3 separate regions of the Homo sapiens genome follow, and regions 1 and 2 are each linked to region 3. The links are chromatin contacts, found by Hi-C in ENCODE. All regions are on one chromosome and are shown on one strand. Each heading gives the region's core, a stretch centred on a gene start or an enhancer-like site at or near the end of the contact. The rest is flanking DNA. Distances are from core to core; before and after follow the strand shown. Region 1 holds the start of NUDT6 (nudix hydrolase 6). Region 2 holds the start of BBS12 (Bardet-Biedl syndrome 12). Region 3 holds the start of USP53 (ubiquitin specific peptidase 53).

Region 1 (2,700 bases), core at 58-2,557, 3.7 Mb before region 3:
TCTGCCACTTAGCACCTGTGTAGCCTGAATGGAATCACGTTAACTTTCCTCCCTCTATAAAACTGTCATTACTATACCCATCGGTCACGGCTTCTGTAGAAATTAGATGAGCTATATATACTGCTAACACTAGTGTGCAGTTACTAGCAGTTATTAAATATCATAACCTGCGTAGTACTGGAAGAAAATGCTATCATCACTCCTAAAGGCAGAGTGATCCACATTTTTACTGAATTGGTTATTTAGTTTTTTAGGATAAGTATCCCATGTTCGCTAGTTATGAACAATTTTGCAATTAAATGTGTCGTTAATGTTAAATGAGACAAAGCGTTTCAAGTGCAACTTAAAAATTCAAAATAATTTACAAAAGAGAAACCTTGGACACGGATAAACCATTTCAGCCTAACTTCTCCAGTGCAGGCGCGGCTACGTTTGCATGCTTCTTACATACAGAAGTCTTACACGCTTCTGTGCCGCTCTCAGACCCATGCCACGCCCAACTTTCAAAAGTCTCTGCACCCCAAGTCAGTATCACTGAGTCTCCCGCCCCTCAGGTTGCGCCCCCTCGGCCTCTAGTCTCCCACCCGGAATTCTTTACCCTTTTCTAATAAGTTGGTCACCGTCAGAGTCCCGGAGGTTGCCGCGAAGTCTGATCCAGCAGAAGGAGCCCGTGCCTCCGCACAAGAGGAAGCAGCAGAGGGCAAGGACGAACCATTTTCCGCGCTTTGGTTCAACCGCTTTCTATTCTTCTTGGAAGACATGGTCACAAGGTACCCTAGCCGAAGCAGTAGAAAAGCCGACTCAATGTGCGCGCTTCAACTGAGAGAAAAACTTCCGGGGCAGAAGTCAGCGAGGGTCCGCCCCTGCGCCGTAATCCCCTGAGTGGAGCGCAGCAGTGCACAGCGTGGTGGGAGGGACTGAGCGTTTTCAAAACCAGCAGTCTTTGAAACAGCTGTAACGGCATCTGTGAAAGAAGATAGGTTCCAGGAACGGAACTGCCACTTAGATTGTAAATTCCTGAAAAACAGGACGTTTTTGCATCTCCTCCCGGCTTCCCCATCCCTAAACCAACGTCTGTTGAATTAAACTACCAAACAAAATAAGTGAGTGGCGGTGGGGGAGGAGGTTTTCCCCGCTTAACTGGAGCGGGGCAAATTGCTGAGAAGGGCTGGTGGACCACTTCGCGGTCTCCTTGGCATAGCTCTGCAGAGTGGTAACCCCAGCTCAACTCTGAGGGTATTGATGGCACTCTTCTAAAATGTACGGCCGCGATCTCCGCTCTGGAGCGCGGAGGGGTCATTTGGGCAACGGACGAATTAAGCGGCGTGGAGATGCGGCAGCCACTGAGCTGGGGCCGCTGGCGCGCGATGCTTGCCCGAACCTACGGCCCCGGGCCTTCGGCGGGTTACCGCTGGGCCTCGGGCGCACAGGGTTACGTGCGGAATCCGCCAGTTGGAGCGTGCGATCTGCAGGGCGAGCTGGACAGATTCGGGGGCATCTCGGTGCGCCTGGCGCGGCTCGATGCGCTGGACCGCCTGGACGCTGCCGCCTTCCAGAAGGGCTTGCAGGGCAAGTGCGCCTGGGACGAAGGGCTCCCGGGGCTCCAGAGCTTTTCTAATGAAATAACCGCGGCCCCCACTCCCTAGTCGCTCTGTGCACCACTGTCGAGCCCAGAGGGAAAGGGAGAAGGCACGCGTGACCTGGACCTGTTTTCTGGAGCATTCGTGCTTAGACCTTTTGCTGGGAGGTCTCTAAGGCGGTTGGGTGAAATGGTGAAGATCCCGGACTTTGGGATCTGCAACCCTGGTTGCTGGTCCACTTTCTACTGTGCGACATTCGGAAATTGCCGTAAACCACCATTTCCTCTTCCACAGACCCCGGTGATAAGAACTCCTGGAATTACTGAGAGTTAATTTGGATAATGCACATAAAGTGCACAGCACAGTGCCTGCCACGTATTTAAAGCTCAGTAGATGTTTGTTAATATTATATTATTACATTATTAGTATCCTTTACCGAGCCTTGGTTCTGTCGGACACTTTTCCCAAGGAAAAAAACTCTTACATTCTAATACGGGTGGTGGACTGAGTGGACCAAAGAGGCTTTTCTTTTTTATTTTTAATTTTTGTGGGTCCATAGTAGGTGTGTATGTTTATGGGGTATATGAGCTATTTTGATAGAGGTATAAATGTGTAATAATTACATCAGGGTAAATGAGATACTCATCACCACAAGCATTCAACCATAATCCAGTTACTCTTAGTTATTTTTAAATGTACAGTTTGTTTTTTTTTTTTTTTTTTTTTTTGAGAGAGGGTATCATTCTGTCTCCCAGGCTAGAGTGCAGTGGTAGGATCAGGGTTCACTGCAGCCTCCAACCCCTGAGCTCAAGCAATCCTCCCACCTCAGCCTCCTGGGTAGCTAGGACTACAGGCGCGCATCTGGCTTTTTTCTATTTTTTCTAGAAACGGTGTCTCACTGTGTTGCCCAGGCTGGTCTCAGTCTCCCGGGCTCAACTGATTCTCCCGCCTTGGCCCCTCAAAGTGCTGGGATTACAGGCAGGAGCCACTGCACCCAGCCTGAATCTTTATTGAATATAGTCACCCTGTTGGGCTATCAAATACTAAACCAGAGAGGTTCAGAGTGTCACATTTGTATACAAATTGGGTCAACAGCTGTCTCAGCGAGAACTGGAGTTTT
Region 2 (2,700 bases), core at 72-2,571, 3.5 Mb before region 3:
AATATGAACAAGACAGGCTGATGGCTTTGGAAAATGTGCCATGTTTCTACTCAATGAAGCATGAAAAGTGATTTGACAGAGTGCTTCAAGAATGCACTTTGCACTTGTTTTCCTCTCCTGCCTTCAGGAAGATAAGTGAGACAAAAAAAAAAAAAAAAAAAAAAAGACTAAAGTTAGTATTCTTCCTGAATCCATTTTTGAAGAATCCAGTATAATTTTTAGAAAATATTTCCTCTAGAGAAGACATTGTAGGAGGCATAAAAGGGGTCCGCATGTGTGAGCAATTAAAGGTTAGAAGTTTTAAGATTCTCTCATTCCTTCATTCCCACCAGGAAGTCAGTGGTCCATCCTACCTCAGTCTTTCTCCCCTGTCCTTTAAGCTGATTCCTGGCCAAATTCAGAACGGGCAGAAGCAGTAAATCTGGCCCTCTGGACAAGAGATTGAGTTGGTTTACAAAAGTTTCACAAGTATCTAAATCTAGGCCGTTACTGAATCAACTGGATAATCAGACTACCTGTGTCTGACTCTGAAGTGCAGATCAAGTTGATATCGTTGACAACTGGCCAAATCTTAGGACTGGGCCAAGGAAATGGCTGGATGTGTGTGTGTGTGTGTGTGTGTGTGTGTGTGTGTGTGTGTGTGTGTGTTGGGGTTGGAGGGCGGGGTCCGATAGTAATTATGGGTGGGGCCAAAGTCCTACCTCGTAAACAAATGCTACACGAAACATGTAAAAACGTTTATCTATGTATGTAGTGAAGCTTTAAATACATCCCAAGACCCATGCTTATCCCAATACCCACGTCCCTCCAACGACACTGTTACCCCATGCCACTGCTATACAGAATTCTGGTGTCTACCATGCCAGAATCCCTGCCCAAAACAGGGAGGAGGTAAATGGCTGAAGGCCCAGCTCCAGGCACTGTAGAAAATGAGGAAAGTCTAGCGGCAAAAAGAAAGGGCAGTCCCCTCTTCCTCTAGTACTCCTAGCCACATGCTGGACCAATTCACCCCAGGACCTCCAGGCCCTAGATTCTCATTCTTTCCCTGGCCCGAAGAGGACAGAAAAATCAAACACACGGGCTCCCACGTCTTCAGGAAAGACTTAGCTTAGCAGTCAGCGGAAGCACCTCACTACTAACCTCGCTCCTTTCTCCTCTCCTACAGGGGGCTGGAGTTCCCGGCTTCCCACCGGCCAGACGCGATTCTGGCTGGGACAGCAACACCAAAAACGCCAGGGCTAGGGAGCCCAGTTCCCCGTCCGCAGTTTGCGCATGTGCGAAGAGGGGCTTCTGGAGGAGCCGGGGGCTTAGTTGCTAAGAGACACAGCTGGAGAGAGAAGTTCCGCTTAACGCCGGGCTGCGAAAGGCGGGGACGTCACGCTATTGGTAGGGAGTAGAGAGAAAGGGCTGGTTTAAAGGCCTTTTTTTCTGTCCATTGGATGAACTGGATGTCAATAACTCAGGCTGGGTGGGCGGGGCTGAGAGAGGTCGGTGAGAGCGGCCTTAGCAACCGCCAGTGAGCTGTGAAGACTTGGGTTGGGCGGGGCTGCGGGAGGTGACGCCGGGAGGTCCCGGCTGAGAGCGCCGGCTGCCGGCTGGGGACCTGGTGAGTGTGAAGCTGTAACCTTCTGCTGGGGCCGGGGCCGAAGTTTTTCCGCCAGAGCAAGGAAGGCTGCCCCTGGCAGCAACTGCACTCCTTCCTTACTCCTGTTGAGATTCATTTTATAGTAGGAAATAGGTACTTTAATATAGTTTATCATCAATTATTCTGGTTCTGCTAACTATTCCAGTTATATAATTTATCTTTCACCCATATGTGTGTGTATTACAGGCATCTAACTACCATACAAGTTCAGACCAATGGAAGAAAAGAGCAGCAAAAATTGAACTGAATGAATCCCAAAAGCAAGAAATTAAAGACGCCTTTAATTTATTTGATATTGATGGGTCTGGAACCATCGATGTAAAAGAAGGTTCTGAAATTATTTCTAATTCTAAATCATTTTAAAAACCATATTATTTGTGGCAATCTTTAAGGCTTTCTTTAAAAGTAGTCTTCTGAAAGCTTAATATAAAGTCTCTTCAGTGCATATGCCTGCCCTGCATTAGCAAAACGATATCTTGTTAAGCATTTTAATTGTGTTTTATAAATGAGTAGGCAAAAGCCCAGGGTGTAACAGTGATGTACATGATGGCACAGTAGGACTGAAACACAGGCCTGCTGACCTAATTTTCTGTTTATGCTCAGTCCATAATAGAAAAGAGAGAAGCTCTTAATAGGGAGTTAAAAAGCTTAGAAAGAAATCATGGCATATTATAATTCCTTTTCTTCCTATTTCAGATTGCAGTGTGGGCCTTAGGATTTGAACCAAAGAAAGAAGAAATTTAAAAAATGGTAGCTGAAGTTGATAAAGAAGGAATTGGCACCATTAGTTTTGAAGATTTTTTTTTGCCATTATGAGTATAAAAATGATATAGTTATGATTTTATTTTTCAAAGAAATACTAGCAATAACCTGCTACATTTTAGGGCTGGAGCAATCAGAAGTTTTATAGAGAAGCAATTAGAACTAGGTTTTTAAGGATGGGAGATAGGAAGAGCAAGATTAAATATGTTTTCAGGGTAGTAATGAGAAGACTATGATGTGGAGAAGAGGTTTTTGTCAGGAAATAATGAGGCTATATTGCAGGATAGAGAGAA
Region 3 (2,700 bases), core at 1-2,500:
CCTTTTCTTTTAATAACTAAAAGTGAATCAGATCTTAATCACAAAAACCTTCCTAAGTGTACTGCGTTTTTTTGTTTGTTTGTTTGTTTTTTGGAGACGGAGTCTGGCTCTGTCGCCCCTGCTGGAATGCAGTGGCGCGATCTCGGCTCACTGCAACCTCCGGTTCAAGCAATTCTCCTGCCTCAGCCTCCCGAGTAGCTGGGACTACAGGTTAAGTTTACTATTAAACCTACCTCAAAAATAGCCTTAGATATTCTTTGCAAATATATATATTTATACATACATACATACACACACACACATATATATATATATATATATCTATTTCCAGATAAGGAAACTTTCGGAAAACTTTGCTGTCCAACTGGTAATTCCCTGCATACTTTGCATTGATAAAGAAAACCTTGTAGCAGGGTTACAAACCTCAAAACATCCTCAGATTGCAGGTTTTAGAAACCCTCCCTATTACACCTGTGCAAGTACTTCCTGTTCTCCAACACTGTTTAAAAATAGTTTGGTAAATGCCCCGTAAGCCGCCCTTTAGAAGCTAAACATTAACTTTATATACATCACCACTACCACTGAGAAACCACCACCCCAAGAATCTCACGAGTCCAGTCATCTCTCTTCTCCAAGGAGGGAGCATAACCATCCTGGACCCCTTTAAGTAAAAAACTGTGTGCTCAGGCGAGGCAATGTGGCTTGGACAGCCAGGGGCAGGAGCCAAGTAAGGGTATTACTCACAATCCCAGCAGGACTCCAGCTTGTCGCCGCCCTCAAACACGGCAGCAATAACATCCAGGACCCAACAAGTACAGCACCTCCTCCCGCCTCGCGAGCGCCTCCAGCCTGGCCAGAGGCATCTCCGCCAGACGCGGCGAGAAGGGGCGAAAGGGCTGCGTGACCTCTGGCGTCTGAACCGCCCAGCAAAGAGAGTGTGTGTGTGCCCAGAGGGCCGGGGCCATAGGAGGTCGCCGGGCTGCGAGGGGAGAGACGAGCTCTGGGGCTAGAATGAGAGTGTCCCGGTCAGGCCCGCGGGGGTCGCAGGTCTCTGGATCTCCAACCAGAGGGCTAGTTTCGGAGACTTACCTTGAGCTCTACCCTCCTTGCGCGAGGAGCGTGCGGTCCAGGTAGAGAAATACAGGCCTTCCACTCCCACAGAGCTACCTCCCGCTGGCCCAGCCCCGCTTCACGCCGACACCCGCCAGACACACTGACTGCTGCCACAGTACCGAGGCTCACCGGGAACTGGAGCACAGGCGGCTGGTCTCCGCCGCCCAGAGCCCGACCCTGTGAGCGGAGCATGCGCATACGCCCCAATACCCAGGGACCAGTCAGGCCAGTGACACCTGCGATCAACAGGTCCCTGGAGCCCCGCCCCTCTCCCCGCCTCGAGCCCGCCCCTCGGAGCGGGCTCCGCCTTCACGCTCACCGAGGTAACTCCGCCTCCGCTCGCGATTTCCCGGCTTTCTGGACCTGCGGAATTCTATTCCCGCGGGGATTTGATGGCGTGCGCGATACAGTTGGCTTCCTCGGAGGCGCGAGATCGCGCGAGACCAAGAGATAGAACATTTCTGCAAAAGCGGCAGCTTGGCGCTGGAGTTTGGTTGTTGGGGGAAAGGTGGTTGTAGGACGTGCTGTCTGGTGTGGTGAGAAAGAGGCTAGTTCTTCAGGAGGAGGCGATTATTCTGGTGCTCTTGGTAGTTCATTCGGTATTTTCTAAGCTCAAGAACGCGGATCCACCAAGGACTTCACTTAGGTTAGGTGTTACCTGAGAGAACAATCCGTAGTTTGGCATCAGAACCCCATGCGGACACGCAGTTTCCTTTAGATTTCCGTGAGTCGTTAGACGATCTATTTGCAGTTAAATGGCTTCCTGTGGCGTGAATGTGTATTCCCCAAGCAGTTGTTTCTTGCCTTTAATTAGATAGCTTTAATAAGTCTGTTGACCTGGTTAATGATTGTCAGAAAAGTCTGTCCGCCTCTTTGCCGTGCTTTCGAACAGGTTTTAAGTTAAAAGGTACTGCTGGGAATTGGGCTAAACTTTGATTTTGAATAAACCTTTCTTAGGAATAGTAGTAAAGGAAAAACCCATCGTCACTGATACCGAATATCTCTCAAGTAAATAAAGAAGGTTTTGGAACTCATTCCAAAGCTGGTGTAAGTTGAACATACTAATTGTAAAAATGGATTTCAGTAAACCCAGAGGCACTTCTAAAAGTTTATTTGAAGAAAGAGGGGGAAGAAATATTGGTCGTTGATACAGGAGACAAATAGGACCCGTTTGTAATGTCTGAGGCTGAATCATTAAGAATTTATTGAGCATTTACTATGTTCCCTTTACTGAACTAGGCACTGTCAGAAATAGGATGAAATAAAGCCGTGGTTTCTGCCCTCAAAATATTAAAAACTTTGGGAGGGGTGGGGGAAAAAAAGATCCTACTCTGCATTTTTAAAACAATAAGAGCACACCATTAACTCTTCCCTCCGTTTCTCTAATGTCATTTTCTCCTCATTCTGCAGCTACTTTTCTGGTGCACTTTAAATACTGTTTTTCCGCTGCGTGGTCTCTGTTCGCCAGCACTCCATTTTCTTTTGCTGTTTCTGTTTAATGTTAATCCATGTCTCCTTGAGCAGTCTCTTTCCCATCATGGATTTACCTACCACGTGTCCTGTGCACCAAGAACTCTCAGGTGTATA

What was found. Hi-C counts contacts between places; a loop is a spot of excess contacts on that map. Pooled maps may share reads with other maps.
Region 1: a loop to region 3 is called in a map of CD4-positive, alpha-beta T cell, with 6 times the contacts of the local background. The contact joins the promoter of NUDT6 here to the promoter of USP53 in region 3. A Hi-C loop is called at or near these places in 2 of 168 maps with a recorded cell type or tissue (CD4-positive, alpha-beta T cell and naive thymus-derived CD4-positive, alpha-beta T cell) and 9 of 50 pooled maps.
Region 2: a loop to region 3 is called in a map of CD8-positive, alpha-beta T cell, with 17 times the contacts of the local background. The contact joins the promoter of BBS12 here to the promoter of USP53 in region 3. A Hi-C loop is called at or near these places in 3 of 168 maps with a recorded cell type or tissue (CD8-positive, alpha-beta T cell and naive thymus-derived CD4-positive, alpha-beta T cell) and 7 of 50 pooled maps.

The regions. Positions count from the first base shown.
Region 1 is chr4:122,921,204-122,923,903 of GRCh38, reverse strand. It overlaps NUDT6 (nudix hydrolase 6), which reads left to right and starts at 1,307. Exons shown (of 5, transcript NM_007083.5): 1 at 1,307-1,569. The coding sequence starts at 1,332. AFG2A (AAA ATPase AFG2A) reads right to left here and starts at 826. Exons shown (of 16, transcript NM_145207.3): 1 at 599-826. The coding sequence starts at 761. RefSeq lists enhancers at 465-834, 627-1,163.
Region 2 is chr4:122,731,325-122,734,024 of GRCh38, reverse strand. It overlaps BBS12 (Bardet-Biedl syndrome 12), which reads right to left and starts at 1,321. Exons shown (of 2, transcript NM_152618.3): 1 at 1,141-1,321. It also overlaps the pseudogene CETN4P. RefSeq lists an enhancer at 862-1,071 and a silencer at 1,432-1,651.
Region 3 is chr4:119,211,263-119,213,962 of GRCh38, reverse strand. It overlaps USP53 (ubiquitin specific peptidase 53), which reads right to left and starts at 1,250. Exons shown (of 19, transcript NM_001371395.1): 1 at 1,090-1,250. LOC101929762 (a long non-coding RNA gene) reads left to right here and starts at 1,319. Exons shown (of 3, transcript NR_125931.1): 1 at 1,319-1,436. RefSeq lists enhancers at 856-905, 611-1,184, 1,516-1,635, 1,758-2,332 and a silencer at 1,256-1,385.